Linked DNA regions of Mus musculus: region 1 is linked to region 2. Evidence: chromatin loops called from intact Hi-C (ENCODE). Cell type or tissue: heart. All regions are shown on one strand.

Region 1 (8,000 bases), 67 kb after region 2:
AAAATTCTAGACAGGTATTGAGAGATGTTGAGGGGAGGGGGAGAGAACCACCACACATTTGCCTCTAAGTCTGAGGGCCTGAGTTTGATCCCAGGTTTCCACATGCCAGAAGAAACAACTACAAATTGTTCTTTGATCGCCACACAAAGGTTGTAGTGTTCAAAAGCAACACTTACCACATGAATAAATAAATAAATATAATAAAAATATAAAATGAGAAAGATCTAATTTCTCTTGCCAGAGGGAGTGGTCCTAGTTTGAGGCTAGTGTAGGTTATATAATGAGTTTCCAGCCAGCCTAGGCTATAGAGTAAGAACCTGACTTGCAGAGGGGTGGGGAAGACTAACAAAATTATTTCTATAGCTAAGGCACCAATGATTCAAAATTATTTTGTAAGGTTAAATAAGATTAGTTAGATTGTACTTGATAAGATGTACATTCATACACTCTTTTCTTTGGAGACCTAGTCTCTCTATGTAGTTCTGGCTTTCCAAGATCTTACTATGTAGACCAGGTTGGCTCAAACTCAGCGATCTTCCTGCCTCTGCCTCCTGAGTGTTTGGTTAAAGGCAAGCGCCACCACACCCAGCCTGTGAAATGTTCTTAAGCACCAAAAGGCTAGAAAGCAAAACTATAATCTTCTCACTACATGGAATGCGAAGCCCTTGAGAAGAACATACTCTGCAGTTCCAGCTTGACTGCACACACCTGCATCCTAGCTTCCTCTCCAACAAGAAACTACAGTGTAGTGGTACACAACTGAAATCCCAGCACTGAGGAGGCCAAGGCAGGAGAACTATAAGTTCAAGGCTAACCTGGGCAAATAATGGACAGGTCCTACCTCAAAAAATCTGAGGGGAGAGGGAGCACAAAATACTGAACAGAAAAGAACACTATGAATTACCAAACAGGGGTTGGGGATTTAGCCCAGTGGTAGAGCGCTTGCCTAGCAAGCACAAGGCCCTGGGTTCGGTCCTCAGCTCTGGGGGGGGGGAAAAATTACCAAACAGCTTTCATGCTTTAACGTTTGCGTACACAGGACTGCCTGTGATTATGACTTTAAAATGTTGTTTTAAAAAGTCTTCTTTTGCTGGAAGTGGTGGCGCATGCCTTTAATCCCAGCACCTGGGAGGCAGAGGCAGGTGGATTTCTGAGTTCGAGGCCAGCCTGGTCTACAGTGTGAGTTCCAGGACAGCCAGGGCTACACAGAGAAACCCTGTCTCGAAAAAACAAAAACAAACAAACAAACAAAAAAACTGAGAATAGAGTAATGTTTATATTGTGACCTATTTGCTATTAATATCCATATGGTAAGTTTCAAATTGTGCAATACTGATTTGAAAACTAGTCTCATGCTAGAAAAAATAATTGGGACTATCTTCCTAGTAAGAAAAATGGCGGGGCTGGTGAGATGGCTCAGTGGGTAAGAGCACCCGACTGCTCTTCTGAAGGTCCAGAGTTCAAATCCCAGCAACACATGGTGGCTCACAACCATCCCTAACAAGATCTGACTCCCTCTTCTGGTGTGTCTGAAGACAGCTACAGTGTACTTACATATAATAATAAATAAAACTTTAAAAAAAAAAAAAGAAAGAAAAATGGCTTTTAACAAGGTCGAGGGTGTTGAGGGTAGTATGGCCGCAGAAAAAAAAGAAGACTTTTTTTGTTGTTTTTTGTTTGTTTGTTTGTTTGTTTGTTTTTGGTACCACTGCCAGGCGTTGTTTGTTTTTCAATACAGGATTTCTCTGTGTAGTCCTGAAACTCTCTTTGTAGACCGGGCTGGCCTTGAACTCTGCCTCCTTCTACTTCCCAAAGGTATGAGGTAGGTAGGTTTAAGGTATGAGCCACCATGCTCAGCTCTGCTCTCATTTGTAACGTTAAGATCAAAAACAAAAAAAAGTAAAACAGGTTCTCTCCTTAAGAAATATCTAGAAGAAGCTGGTGTTGGTTACTGAAACTACGGTTTAGAATGGAGGGTGTTAGGTGGAGGGGTAAGGAGCACAATTTGAGACTGTTTAAAAGGAATATAGAAATGTAATGTAAAAGCACTTTCCTTTAAAGATTATCTATCTAAAAGTTATAAAGTCTCAGAACTACAGGTTAACAAAAATAAATCAATGCCAATGGGCTTTTCCACAGACAAAACATAATGGTACAGTATTCGAAGAGTTCTAAAACAGTAAAAACAAAACAAACAAACAAAAAAAACCTAACCTAACTCTTACTGGTTAGAATATCCAGGCCATTGCTTTGTGCAAACAGACAAAATCCCTCCCAGCTTCTTGAATGTGCCAAGACACAAGTCACAATGACAGTGGGCTGTCCGCGCAAAGCCCGAGTTCCATCTGGATCGCAGTCATTTTATAAATGGCATGCTACATCACACACACACACACACACACACACACACACACACACACACACCCTTGGGCTTATTTTAAGCCCTATTTTGAATTTGCACTTTTCTGGGTACACTGATTACCCGAAAAATCACCTGTATACCTCAGATATCTAATTTGGTTTTGGAGTATTTTCTTTAGTGTCATACTACCCATTCGAAGTCGTCTCTCTTGTGGTTATTTTTAACCTGACAAGTGGATTTAACAGGCATGGGGGCAGTAACACGGGGTGCTAAAATGGGTTCAATCTATTGCATCGTACTCAAAAGACCACTGGGCAAACTGGGCACTGTCAACAGCTCAAGCCCCAAGGTGCCCACCAACCTCCCGCCCAGGCCCACCCTTCTCTACGGAACAGGGACGCCAACTGCAGCCAAGAGGCTCACCTCTGCAACTCCTCCTCCTGGATTCTCTCCTCGTCCCATACGAAAACACCGGAGAGCGCCGCCATCAAAACAGAGGCATGGCCGGGGCGGCCTCGCAGCCGGCGCCAGAAGCGTCCGAGCAGGGCGCAGCGCGAGCTCTCGGAATACAGGCGGCCGTAGAGCTGCGCGATCTGCTGCGCTCGCCGCACGCGCAGGCCCGTCACGAAGCGGCACTGATTGGCCAGCGCGGACAGCAGGCCCCCGCCCCGCGCGCCCGCCAGCCAGGCGGCCAGGGTGGCCGGTGGCCTCCTCGGGAACATGTCGGCCTCTGTGGATTCCCGCGCCTGCCGCGGGGCCCCGGAGAGGAAGGGCTGGGGGAAGGCAGGCCGGGCCGTCCGCGCAGTCCCCTTAACGGGTTGACCCCGAGGCCACCTCACGCTCCAGAAGCCAGGAGCCGTCCCTCATGCCTTTTTGCAGAAGCGGCTGAGGTAGCGTGGCTTCCGAGGAGAGCGCCGTTGCACGAGGCCCTCTCGGTCCCGACAGCCCGCCCGTCTGTGTGTACGGCGGGAACTCGCGGGGCCCCCGCGGCCAGGGCGCGGGAAGCAAAGCGGTGGCCGTCCCAGGCCACAGCAGAAGCGGTCCCGTGCGCCTGTGTCCGCCTCTCGCGCCGAGTGCGCGCAACCTAACCTGTTTGTCCTGCCCGCACTCTGATTGGGCGCATCTCAGAACCCTGGGCGCTCATTGGCTAAGCCAAAGTGCTCCTCCGCCCTTGCTCCGGGCTGCCTGGTAGCAAGCTAGGTGGCGTGGCGGGAGGGCCTGTCAAGGGCGCCTGGAGAGTGACCCTCGGACCCGGCGGTGCAGCCATTTAGGGACGTCTCACCCGGTCCGGAGGAGAGGCACGGTCAGGTGCGGTGGCGTTCCGTTGTCCTGAGAGGCCCGGCCTGTTTCCCTGTTCTCTACAGTCCCGGGAGGGGCGGTGCACGCCCTACGTGACCCCGCACCTATCACAGCCCAGGGGCAGCTTCCTTGGTCCCCCTTGCCCTGATTCCCCGAGCCCTCCTAAGTATCTGCGGCAGGGACGCGGTTCTGGGTTCCGGCTCCGAGAGAGTACGGGTGGTCCATCCTTAGGGCCGAAGAACACCTTGCAGAGAACTCGAGGGCGGGTGACCCGTTGCTCTCTGAAAATGCGTTAGGCCTGAGCAGTCTCTGACTCGGAGGAGGCAACAAGGTAGGAGAGTAACCAGGTTTCCCAAAACCTGTCTGGCCACGTGTATGTAACCTAATGGTTACTACATGGAGTCTCAGGATACATCAGTATTCTAAGCCAGGGCCTGGTGGCTCATGTCTGTAATCCCAGCACTCCAGAGGCTGAGGCAGGAGCATTGCCAGCCTGAGCAACAGTGTGTCTCAAATAAATAAATAAATAAATAAATAAATAAAATTGCCAGCCTGAGCAACAGTGTGTCTCAAATAAATAAATAAATAAATAAATAAATAAATAAATAAAATTGCCAGCCTGAGCAACAGTGTGTCTCAAATAAATAAATAAATAAATAAATAAAAATTCTCTGTCCAGTTATAAGATGGAAATAATAGCTGCCCCTTAAGTGAAGAATCAGTCTGCCTCCATTTTAGTCTTAAAAGTCATCTTACAGATAGTAAAGACAAGCCAGTTCACTCCTTTTTATGATTAAACCTGTTTCTCAAGGATTGAGCTATGCCCCACCTATAACCTTAACCACAAATAGTTCTGTACTGTCTCTTCCTAGAATCGTAGTCATTTCTTTGTTTTTTAAAAGTTGTGTATAACCATCTTGCAACCCTACCTCTATTTCAAAAGGCTATACAACCACCTATGACTACCTTGTTAGGCCTACCTTGCAACCGTGCCTTTGTTTTAGGGACCCTTGTAAAACTAACTTGTTATGCTTACAGTGTGCCTCTGTGACCCGGCCCATTTTACCCACCAAATCCCCCGTTTGGAAACTCCCTACCACTGACCTATAAAAGCCTTGTCTTCCTCACATCCAAGGCTGATCTCTGGAACCCCACCTTAGAGGGAGGCAGCCCTCATACATGAATTAATTTAACCATGCTGATTTGGGTCAGTGGTCTTACTCTTCCCATGTTTGCTATTAACACAAGAAGCTTTACAGTAAATTCTTTCTTTCTTTTTTTTTTTTTTAACTTAAGAATCTTAGCAGGGCATGGTGGCACAAACCTAACCAGCACTCCAGAGGCAAAGGCAGATTGGCTCTCTGTGAGTATGAGGACAGTCTGGTGTACAAAGCAAGATCGTGAGCTTGGCCCTCAGCCGATGGGAAAAGACACAGCTACCATCTGAGTTAGAAGAAAAACCAAGTGCACTTCCTAGGTTGCCTTGTCTAGACACTTCAATTGGAGTGGCAGTCTTTTTCTTTTTGACCCTAAGCGTTTCTAACAAGGAGAACCTGCAGACAGCTCCCAAAGCAGTTTCTTCAAACAAGGAAACTGGGGCTGGGGAGGGGGACTTGTGCATAATTATACTGGAGAGACTTGCCATTCCATCTGGAGCTGGGCACATTCCTGCAGTGCCCACTCATGCCTTTTCACACAGAACGAGCTTTAAAATATCAGAGAGGTCTGGTGTGGTGGCTCCTGCCTGTAACCAACCCCAGCACTCAGGAGGACTGCTTCCTGTCCTCGGCCATTCTGGGATACAGGGAGACCCTGCTGCAAAAGATGCAAAGCAAAGCGTTTGGAGAGCACCGCCTAGAAGCTGAGAATTGAATGGGACAGTGAACAAAGTCTACTCTCTAAGCTGCCTAGAAGGACCTTTCTAGTCTACTCTGCTGCCAGTGGGAGGCAGCAGTCTCTCCCTGCCTGTCAGCAAGAAACTTCCTTACAGAGGATTTAGAATTTTACGGATACCCTCACTATTGTGTGCCATCTTAGATATTTGTACTAAAACAAATTTTTCTCCAAAGGTTCAAAGGGAAGGATAATTTCTGGTGACTGAAATTTAGGCTTCTCCTGCTCCATCCAGGCAGAATTTAGAGTAGAGATTGATAATGTGTTTATTTCTTCTTGAGAGAAATGTGTAAGCAATAGGAAATAGTACCGGCCTCTTGAGCAATGAGAGGGTTGTACTTCACTGCTAACTGCTTCCCGAGCCAGTGAGGTCTGTGCCAACCCCAAACCTGTGAATGGTTTGGGGATGCTATCTGCCTTATAAAGCAGGATGTAGGAATTGTCTTCTGGAAGGACATAGTTGTCTTCTCTGAAAACCTCCCACATCATCAGCTTTGATGTTTTCTAGGAAAATAGAGTGTTATGAGGAGTCAAGATTTTTACAGTTGAGGTCAGAACACAGAAACTGCAACTAGCAAATCATGAGTGTATTTACCTCTAGAACATAGCATCGAGGGCTTCATTAAGACTGGATAATTTGCCAGGTGATGGTGGCGCACACCTTTAATCCCAGCACGTGGGAGGCAGAGGCAGGCGGATTTCTGAGTTCAAGGCCAGCCTGGTCTACAGCGTGAGTTCCAGGACAGCCAGGACTATACAGAGAAACCCTGTCTTGAAAAAACCAAAAAACAGAAACAAACACTCCCCCCTCCCAAAAAAAAAGAATGCTTGCTGGTCTTCCAGAGTTCATTTTCACCATATTAGGCGGCTTACAACCTGTAACTCCAGCTCCAGGAGATCTAATGCCATCTGATGGTTTCTGGGGCACTCGTATACATGTGGCATATTCTCATACAGACACACAAAATTAAACAGTCACAAAGTGAGAGGCTGGAGAGGGGCTCAGCAAATAAAAGCACAGGCTGCTCTTCCAGGTTCAGTTCCCAGCACCCACATGGTAGCTCACACCTGTCACCCCTATCCAGGGGATCTGACACCCTCCTCTGGCTTCCTTGGGGAGCAGGCATGCACACGGTACACATACATACCTGCAGGTAAAACACACATGCATATGAAATAGTAGTGACCAGGTGGCTTGCTGGGCAGGCAGACTTTTGAGAATGCCACCTTCTGTTTGGGGACCTACTCAGAACCATAACTTGTTGAGTGTTCAGAAAATGAATCAGGGGCTGGTGAGATGGCTCAGTGGGTAAGAGCACCCGACTGCTCTTCTGAAGGTCTGGAGTTCAAATCCCAGCAACCACATGGTGGCTCACAACCATCTGTAACAAGATCTGATGCCCTCTTCTGGAGTGTCTAAAGACAGCTACAGTGTACTTACATATAATAAATAAATAAATCTTTAAAAAAAAAAAAAAAAAAAAAAAAAAAAGAAAATGAATCAAAGAATCCAATGAAGTGTATGCTATCTCCAAATCCAAACTTACTAGGCAGTGTGCCTCTTTTTTAGTGGTAGGAGTGGACCACAGTAACCTGTCCTTCACCTTGAAAGGGGTAGATTAGGCCATCAGGATGACTTGGAGAGGCCAGATGTTGTCCAAAAGTGCACTTTAGTCCCAAAACCTGGAAGGCAGAGGCAGGTGAATCTATGTAAGTTTGAGGCCAGCCTGGTCGACAAAGCAAGTTCCAGGACAGCCAGGGTTACACAGAAACCCTTGAAAAACAAAACAAACAAAACAAAACAGATGGCTTGTTGGCTATGGACACCTCCTACCAAGCCCAGTGACATGAATTCAATGCCCAGGACCCAAAAGGTGAAAGGAGAAAACTGACTCCTGAAAGTTATCCTCTAACTTCATATGGTGCGTGTACCACCCTCACACAAAAATAATAAAAATGTGAAAGAAAGGGATAGCTTGCTACACTCTACGACCAGTGGTTCTCAACCTGTGTGTCAAATGGCCCTTTCACAGAGCTCACTAAGACCATAGGAAAACACAGAGACTTACATTACAATTCACAACAGTAGCAAAGTTACAGTTATGAAGTAGCAACAAAAGTAATTTTATGGTTGGGGATCACCACAGCCTGAGGAACTGCATTAAAAGGGTCACAGCACTCGGAAGGTTGAGAGCCACTGCCCTGGACCAGTAGGACCCTAGAAGTCTTGTGGAGGAAGTTCCCCTTTCAGCACATGTTTCTCATCAAGGTAGCTGGAATGGTTGCTAATTCCAATCAGCCTGTTACCAGTGTGATAGACCAGTGTGGGACAGAAAAGAACAAGGTATCTTGGAGATAAGGCTGTGACAGGTACAGGGGTTGAAAAGAGTTGAGAATGAACCTTTCAGTTCTGACAGTTGCAAGGAGCAAACTGTTCTTTTTTTAA
Region 2 (8,000 bases):
GAAAGCCAGAGCTCCACAAGGACCTGTTGGCATTCTTGCTGAGCCTGGGGCAAACATCTCTCAAGAAGTAGAAGCTAGAGCCAGACAGAGGGGCTATAATAAAAGCAGATGCTGCTGATGCCTGAGCAGAATCTAGACTGGTTTCCAGGAATCCGATGGATATGCTAATTATCTTGACCAGCAGACTCATTCCTTCACAGTGCTTATATATGTCAAAGCTTGTCAAGTACCTTAAACACTCCATTTTTTTCCCATTAAAAAAGAAGATGCCAGGGGTGGTGGCGCACCCCTTTAATCCCAGGATGTGGGAGGCAGAGGCAGGAGGATTTCTGAGTTTGAGGCCAGCTTGGTCTACAAAGTGAGTTCCAGTACAGCCAGGGCTACACAGAGAAACCCTGTCTTGAAAAACAGAAGAAGAAGAAGAAGAAGAAGAAGAAGAAGAAGAAGAAGAAGAAGAAGAAGAAGAAGAAGAAGAAGAAGAAGAAGAAAACGACGACATGAGTTGTCATGGTGGTTCACACCTGAAATCCCGTAGAACCGATTGAAAATTAGCCTGGGCTACATAGTGAGGGGCCATCTCAAAAATATATTTAAAACAATGACCTAACTACTTAAATGTGCTTACTAAAATCATTATCATCACATTAGTGGAAAATCTCATACACAGTATTTGGGAGGCAAAGGTAGGTGGATCTCTTGTGAGTTTGAGGTCAATTTGGTCTACATATTCAGTTCCAGACAAATCAAGGCCACATAGTAAGACTGTCTTAAAAAAGGAAAGGAAGGAAGAGAGGGAGGAGAGGAAAGAAAGAAAGGCCATTTGCTAGGCAGGTAAGATGTTAGAAACACAGAAGGGCAAGGAATAGGTCTAATGGGACCGCCAGCAACCAGCCATGCTATGTATAAGATAATGAAAGGTTAATGACTCTGGGACGCAGGTGTCCACCCTGAGCTGGGCATCAAGTCCACAGGTCCCAATAGAAACTGGTAGGGTTGCCTGCCTCATGGCCTGGTACAGGCGGGCACCAGTACAATAAACAGATATAAGATGAATAGTGGGGAACATAGAAAAACTAAGCAGTGTGTGTGTGCTACGGAGAAAGGCGAAACTGGAGATGTGATTGATGGTGGTGACGGATGAGAGAGGGCTGGTGGACACGCTGTCATTGCCCAGGAAGGTTGGCAGAATGGCAGCCTGGAGCTTATGCTGATGCAGACTCAGCTCCCCAGACCTTCTGCCTGGCCTTGAAATCCCGCTAGCTCTGAGCAACCATGGAAGCCCAAGATGAAGAAAGGTTTGCTTTCTGGATTAGACCACCTTAAAGGTTCAGGAAGTCATGTTGGTATCTATAGTCCATGTTGCTGCCCCAGGATGGAGATGCAAGTCTGTGCCTCTGACTAATGATTTGACGTCCCTGGGCTTTGCTGCCTGGGGTGGGTGGGGAGGGGGGCTCAGGTGGAAGCATGTTGTTGCGAGCGGCATTTGTAGCCACCTGAGGCCATGTTGTAGCACCTGCCCAGGGACAGCTGCTGTGAGCCATGAATAGGTTAGTGGCTCTGATATGGCCAGCCCACTTGATGCCTGTGGTTACCACTAAGGCAGGCTGCCTGAAAACACGTTAAAGTCTGTGGGTGTGGGTGTGGGAGAGCTGGCCCCGCCCCTCACTGGCTCTTCCTCAGTTGATGGCTTCTGGTATGGAGAAAGGCTAAGAAAGACTCCTCCTCCTCCTCCCTGTGGGCCACTAAGAATTCAACCATGTTCCAGTGAATATATGGACAAAACAAAATGGACTTACCTTTTCCTTTTGGGGGGGCAGAACATCCTGGGGAGGGGAGGGAGCAGATGTGGGAAAACTGGGAGGTGAGCACAATCAGGGTGCTTGATGTGAGATTTCCAAATAATTCATTAAAAAAAAAAAACTGATACAATTCCTGAGGAAGGCTCAGAACAACCCTAGCTCTTGAGTGCTTTACCCAGAGCAGAGAAAATGGGCGCCAGGGGTAGGTTATGCACCCTTCATCCAGGGAGCCAGTGCCCTCTGATCTAAATGCCCTCAGTCAACACATACCTGCACACCACACACTAGGTAAATGTGGGGTCTGATCAGGGATGCACAGAGCCGCTGTGAGGCTGAGGCCGACCTCGGCCTTCCTAACCCTCCCAGTTCAACCACAGGCTAGAACCTGTATGGGAAAGAGCCCAGCCCAGGCCAGCCCAGGCCAGCCCAGGCCAGCCCAGGCCAGCCCAGGCCAAGGCAGACCACTCAGCCATCGCAGGCACAGACTTGAGACCAGACAATGTGGTACTGCTCTTTTTTAAACAAAACACTGTTTTTATTGACACAACCTCAATGTTCTATATAAATATAAAGTGCTGTTTCCAACGCCCCTCCCTGGCCCACAGGGCCGGGAGGAAGTTGGGGAGAGAGCGTTAAATGTCAGTTGAACACAAATAACTTTTCAGCACCAATTACAGCGAGATGCCCACACACACACACACAAAAGTCAGATGTCCGTAACATGACACACACGTCACTTCCTGGCTCCCCTGGGAGCACAAGGCTTAAGCTTTGGGTCAAGGGCTGCACACCCCTAGACATGGTTTCTGCTTGTCACAGCTTGTTTTCTGAGCCCTTGGGTGACCAAGGGCTTTAATATAGTAAATTAATTAATTAAATTAATTTCTGCAAGTCGAAGGAGGGAGAGCAAATAAGGGCCAGCCCTTATGCCACCTCAGAAGAGCACCATATCAGAGCAGCCGTCATCCTGGATTTCCTAGCACCCCAGTGGGACGGCAAGATGAGGAGGGAGGAGCTGGGCCACAGCAGCTTCCCCCAGGAGTCAGTCAAAGCCAGAGCTGTGGGTGGGGCCAGGCTGGGCTTTGCCTCAGTGACACAGCACCTGGGTCTCCAGCTGTAGCAGCTGCCCCATGAAACTGAAGTTGGGGGAGATGACTCCCCGACGTTGCTTAACAAAGTCAAAGGCCTCGTCCAGCCGTACCCGGTGGCTCTGAATCAGGTATGCCAGGCAGATGGTGGCTGAGCGAGAGATGCCAGCTTGGCAGTGCACCAGCACCCGGCCCCCACTATTCTTCACCGAGTCTGAAAAAGAAATGTGGAGCCGAGAGTCAGACAGGAAGGTGGACAGAGGAATCAGGTGCCTGTACCTTCTCCCCTACAGTTCCCACAGAACCCTGGGCTGAGGCTCCCCTACCTATGAAGCTGATAGCCTCCTGGAACCAGGCACTTATCTCCACCATCTGGTTATCTTCTACTGGAATGCTCTTGTAATGGAAAAGACCCTCAAAGTGGTTGGGGCAGCTGGCAGAGACATTGAGAACTGCTGTGATGCCGCAGGCCTGCAGGCCCTGAAGATCTGAGGAGTGGTTGCAGCTGCCCAAGTACAGGTAGGGCAAGATTTCCACAGGACCACCCTGGAGGAGGAAGGGGACGGTGGTGAGACCTCACTCAGCCTTGTGCTGGAGGGCTTGATCCAGACATCTTGGATTGGCTAGAAACAAGAGAAGCTCTAGGCCTTCTGACCAAGGACAGAATTAAAAGTCTTGAGGCCACAAGGGGACATATGTTCAGACACTTTGTGCCACATATGCCTTAAAGTCTGTATGAGGATATATACACGTTCACACCATTTGCAGGTCACACAAACACTCTCCACATCTGGGAATGTATATTGGAACACACCCCTGTCTTTCCCCACTGGCGTTCTCCAGAGGCATCCCTCTAGAATGCACAATGAAGACAACAAATTCGAATATCAACTCACCTGGTCATAGATCGGAACCCTCGGGTCAGAGTTGCTATTTTCGGCCCCAGCAGGAGGCAGGGCCTGGGCAGGAGCTTCAGAGCACAGATCCGGACAGTACGTCTGGAAGCTTTTGAAACCGCCTGTGGGAAAGACAAGAAAGGGTATGATTAGCCAAGAGGTCGGGAACGGGGCACGGAACGTGGGACAAGGGGCTAAGAGCGCGGGGCGCGGAACATGGGAGAAGGGGCGAAGGGCGCAGGGCGCGGGGCGCGGGCTCACCTCGCAAGAAGCACACGGTCGTGGGTCCCCCGCGCATCTCGTGCTGCAGTGCGGCTAGCAGCAGGTGAGCGGGGCCGTCCGGCGGGAGCTCGGCCACAGACGCGCTGCTTTCATCCAGCACCACGGCACGGGCCAGCTCCCCGCGGCCCAGGCGCGCCCGGAGTGCGCGGTCGGGCAACAGACAGGCGAGGGCAGCGGCGGGGGTGCCGCGCGCACGCCGCCGCAGCAGCGCGTTCCAGGGCACCGGTCGCGCGGCGCGCACGTGGCTCCGGCAGAAGGCCAGGAACGGGCGGCAGTCGAGCAGCAGCGTGCGCTCGGCCTCCCGCGGCTCCCGCAGCAGCGCGCCCAGCGCCGCGCACTCTAGCTCGCACGCCGTCTCCAGCCCCATGGCGATCGGCATCGCAAAGCCTCCTGCTTCCGGATGTCCTCTCCCTCGGCTCCGGCGGCGCGGTGTCTGTGTGGCGGGAGCTGACGGTTCTGGGGGCTCTTCGTCGAGCCCGGGCTTAAATACTCGAGGGCTGGCCCCTCGGGTCACCATACAAGGGTAGAGCAGGAAGGCGCCGGTGCCCGCCCCCGCGGCTTCACGTGGGACTCTGGCTGGGCCGCCCCCGGGGCTCCCTGAGCGGACAGGGGGTGGGTGGGGCGGGGCATCAGGGGGAGGGACACGCGGGGGAAGAAACTGGGAACCAGACCGTGACAAGTGTCGGCCTGGAGTCTAGAGGCCCCACCCACGTCTCTCCAGTGTATATGCCCCAGTGCTCCCCACTCTTTGCCAGGCTTCAAGCCACTAAGTGCTTAGGAACTCAGCTCTCAGCTGCACCGAGCCTTTGAGTTACTCAGGTCTTCAGCTTCCTCACTTTTCCCATTTTCTCCCAGGGTTTTCATTCTAGGAATTTCGATAGCAAAAATGGACAAATTACCTGTTGCTACCCATAATGATACACTATTAGGAAAGACACCAACCGTCAGGAAATTGTCCTATTCTCCCATGTCAGGCCCAGGCCCAGGTGGAGGAGTCCTGGAAAGCCAAAGCCCTGGGGCAGGGGCGGGGGTGGGGTGGGGTGGGAGGGGCTTTAATGGGGAAGGGGCGCAGGGGCCTGTGACGAGTTTCCTCTTATGACTGGGACAGTTTCTTTCCCCAGGGGCCCAGGGAAACCCCCAAGAGCCTAAAAAGAAGTAGTTCCCATGCCACAGGCCAGGGCTAAAGAGGAACTCTGTTGACGATGCTGGGCTCTCCCAGGGCATAGCCAGGCCTGGCGGGAATTTCAGGGGAAGAAGGACTATTCACAGAACCTGTTCCCTTCCGACCCCTTAGGAGCTACAAACCCCTCTGGGACAGGCCCTGGTCCCACACCAAACTGTAAGAATGAAAAACTGGGTAACTCACAGCCATTCTGTGCTCCCCCACTCAAGTGCCTGCCCGCCCCCCCCTCCCGGATGTGGTGAGGCCCAGCTGCACGTGGGCCCCCCGGGACACTCCTGCGTTGGGGGCGAGAAAGTTGGTAGGTGGCTGAACTGAAGCAGGCGGGTGGGGACAGTGTTCAGAACCCAGCCTCCCAAATCTTTATTGCCCTGAGCCAATCCTCTGCCTTTACTAAGACCCTTCCAGCATCCCTGCAGATCCTTTGTTTCTTGGAGGCCTGTGGCTAGAACCTGTGGGGACCCCTAACATAAGGTATGGTAGGTATATAGGTGCTCGAGCAAAATATTATGCCTTTCCTCTTGATTTGGGGAACTTGGGGCTTGTGGGGGATACAGAATGCCAGGGAGAGCTACGAGGACTCCTGGACCAGGAGTCATGGACTTGTGTCTCAGTGGCACGGTCATGCAAGTTGGTTCCAGGGCCACAGCCTGGGTCCCTTCCCACCAAGCCTGTCTGGAGGCTGATACAGCACAACTGGCAGCCCAGCCAGGGAGTCTGGACCATAGATCCCTGAAGCTGATAGGGGGCTCTTATCCTTGGCATCAGCCTCACAGATGACTTAATGGCTGATTCCAGGGACAAATTACAGAGCATGGAGGGGGACCATCATGTCTAGTCTTGCTGAACAGAGTCACCTGCCATGCCTGGAGCCACAGCCTTCCAGCTGTGGAGAAGAGGGGAGGCCCTGCTAGCTGAGGTCCCTGCAGCAGGAGTGAAATCAACTTAGCTTTGTGGGAAACTCCAGCCCCTGACTCCAGTGCTGAACTGAGCTGCTGGGCCCCCTGGCAGGGTGAGAGTGTGTCCCTCAGAGTCTGCTGGGTGCCTCAGTCTTTGCATATGAGCCAATGCGGATCTGTCACACATACACCCCAAAGCCACTGTCCTTGGCGTGGTACCCTTTTCAGCTCTGACAAACACAGATGAACTCAAAGAAGCCAAACTGAACCATAAAAGAGGAGCTTGCCTTCATCTTCTGCTGGAGTCCCAAATCAGGGGGAAACCCCCACCTTCAACACCTGATGAAAGTCCAAGGCTGGGGTAGAAGAGCCCACATCCCTCCCCAGCTCCTGTTCTGACTGAAGATCCCCACCCCCCAATGCCGCCACCAATGAGTCATCTGTAGGTTGTCTGCCACCCCTTGCTACCTCCTCAGGACCCTGTTTGTCCAGAACCATTCGCTGGAAGCCTGCCAAGAGGAGATAGGACTCTGGACATCGGCTGGGGATAACATGAGATGGGGCCCCAGCCAGGATGGCTGCTGGCACAGGCTGCCAAGTGCCTCTTCACTAGACAGTAAGTGACCACACGGTTGGTTTCTGTTTAAGGTTGTTCATGGCCTGGCTGTTACAGAACAGACCTAACAAGTGAGTTTGAGGCTCAGGTTTTATTTATTTTTCTTTCTTTAATTAAGACCGTGTGGGACTCATTTGGAAGAAGTGATGATTCCCTGTGTTGTTCTTTTCTGTAACCATTTATTTGGATGGCTGCTTAGACGTCACTGGCCTTCTGCCTTTGGGATTCTGGTTTGTCTGCTCAGTCTGCTTGCCCCATGGATTTCCCTTCCACAGTCAGATGCTCCAGGCTCTACCCTGACCCTCTTTCCCTTCCTCCCCAGTCCAAGGCCAGCCTCAAGTGGATGGCCCGGGTGGAAAGGAGATGTGAGTGACTGGGCAGAGAGGCCTGAGCCAGGAGAGTCATAAAGGTGAGAGTGACCGTGGAGATGAGTGACAGGCCACCCACCCCCAGCCCTGCCTGAAGAGTGAGTGAGTCAGGAGTGACGTCGGCTTTCCGGTGCCAGGCCTCCCACCAGGATGCTATGCTGCAGCCACCCCCATAGGCTCCTGTCGGGCGAAGACCTGAACCCCAGGCCCTGAGCTCAGCTGCCATCACAGTCTTGCCAGAAGGTCACATGGCCATTCAATCTCCTGCTGGGGAAGGTGACTCAGGAAGACCCAGAGATCATGCTGGTCAGACTGTAGACGGGGATGTGGTAGAAGGGACTGGCATGTCCGACATGTCTGTCAGATTAGTTTACGGGGGCAGGGGCAGAGAGATGTAGGCAGCTCTACCAAGGAGGCTCCCCTGGATCCTCCCTCATGCTGAATGTGGGTAAGAGGGGCCGGCCACCTGAGCTCTGGGTCCCTCTTGTGCCCATGTGGTCCTCTGATGTGCAGAGGCAGCATTCTGAATAGGGCACTGAAGAACTCCAAAGCACACAGTAAGGAAGTTCTACGCTTTTCAAATCCCTTTCAATGATCCGACTCTGTCCACTTGTGGCTGGCTAGCTTTGGGGCCCCGTGACCTCCACTCTTCCTCCTCGTCACCAATGCTCAGGTCCCTCACCCCTGCACTCATTCAGTGACTCAGTCCTGAGAACTTGAGTGCCAGTCCTGCTTTGGGGGTGGGGATCTAGCAGTAAACCCCTAGTGACGCATGCCTTCAAGGAGCTGACCTCATCCCAGAAATACCTGCCTTCTCGACCATGTTGTATTCGTGGCGGGTGACACTATCCATTAGAGTAATGGTTATCTTT

Evidence for each region. Peaks named below come from ENCODE experiments on the same cell type or tissue, not always from the same donor. Only the 100,000 strongest peaks of a DNase experiment are listed, where the experiment ranks them.
Region 1: it touches region 2 in a loop (2.7-fold over the local background); 2 of 42 quality-filtered maps call a loop at or near these places.

The regions. Positions count from the first base shown.
Region 1 is chr2:127,265,666-127,273,665 of GRCm38, reverse strand. Stard7 (START domain containing 7) reads right to left here and starts at 3,437. Exons shown (of 8, transcript NM_139308.2): 1 at 2,786-3,437. The coding sequence starts at 3,084. In heart, CTCF peaks have their summits at 3,572 and 5,610 (motif pointing right); DNase peaks (open chromatin) are centred at 3,005 and 3,505; H3K4me3 peaks cover 2,595 bases; H3K27ac peaks cover 1,991 bases.
Region 2 is chr2:127,332,682-127,340,681 of GRCm38, reverse strand. It overlaps Dusp2 (dual specificity phosphatase 2), which reads right to left and starts at 4,523. Exons shown (of 4, transcript NM_010090.2): 1 at 4,045-4,523; 2 at 3,784-3,905; 3 at 3,214-3,433; 4 at 2,305-3,101. The coding sequence starts at 4,444. The coding sequence ends at 2,887. It overlaps Gm46762 (a long non-coding RNA gene), which reads left to right and starts at 5,131. Exons shown (of 3, transcript XR_003953899.1): 1 at 5,131-6,760. It also overlaps a transcript of Astl not described here. In heart, no CTCF peak of the experiment used is centred here; DNase peaks (open chromatin) are centred at 4,581 and 5,211; H3K4me3 peaks cover 3,443 bases; H3K27ac peaks cover 3,252 bases; H3K27me3 peaks cover 1,763 bases.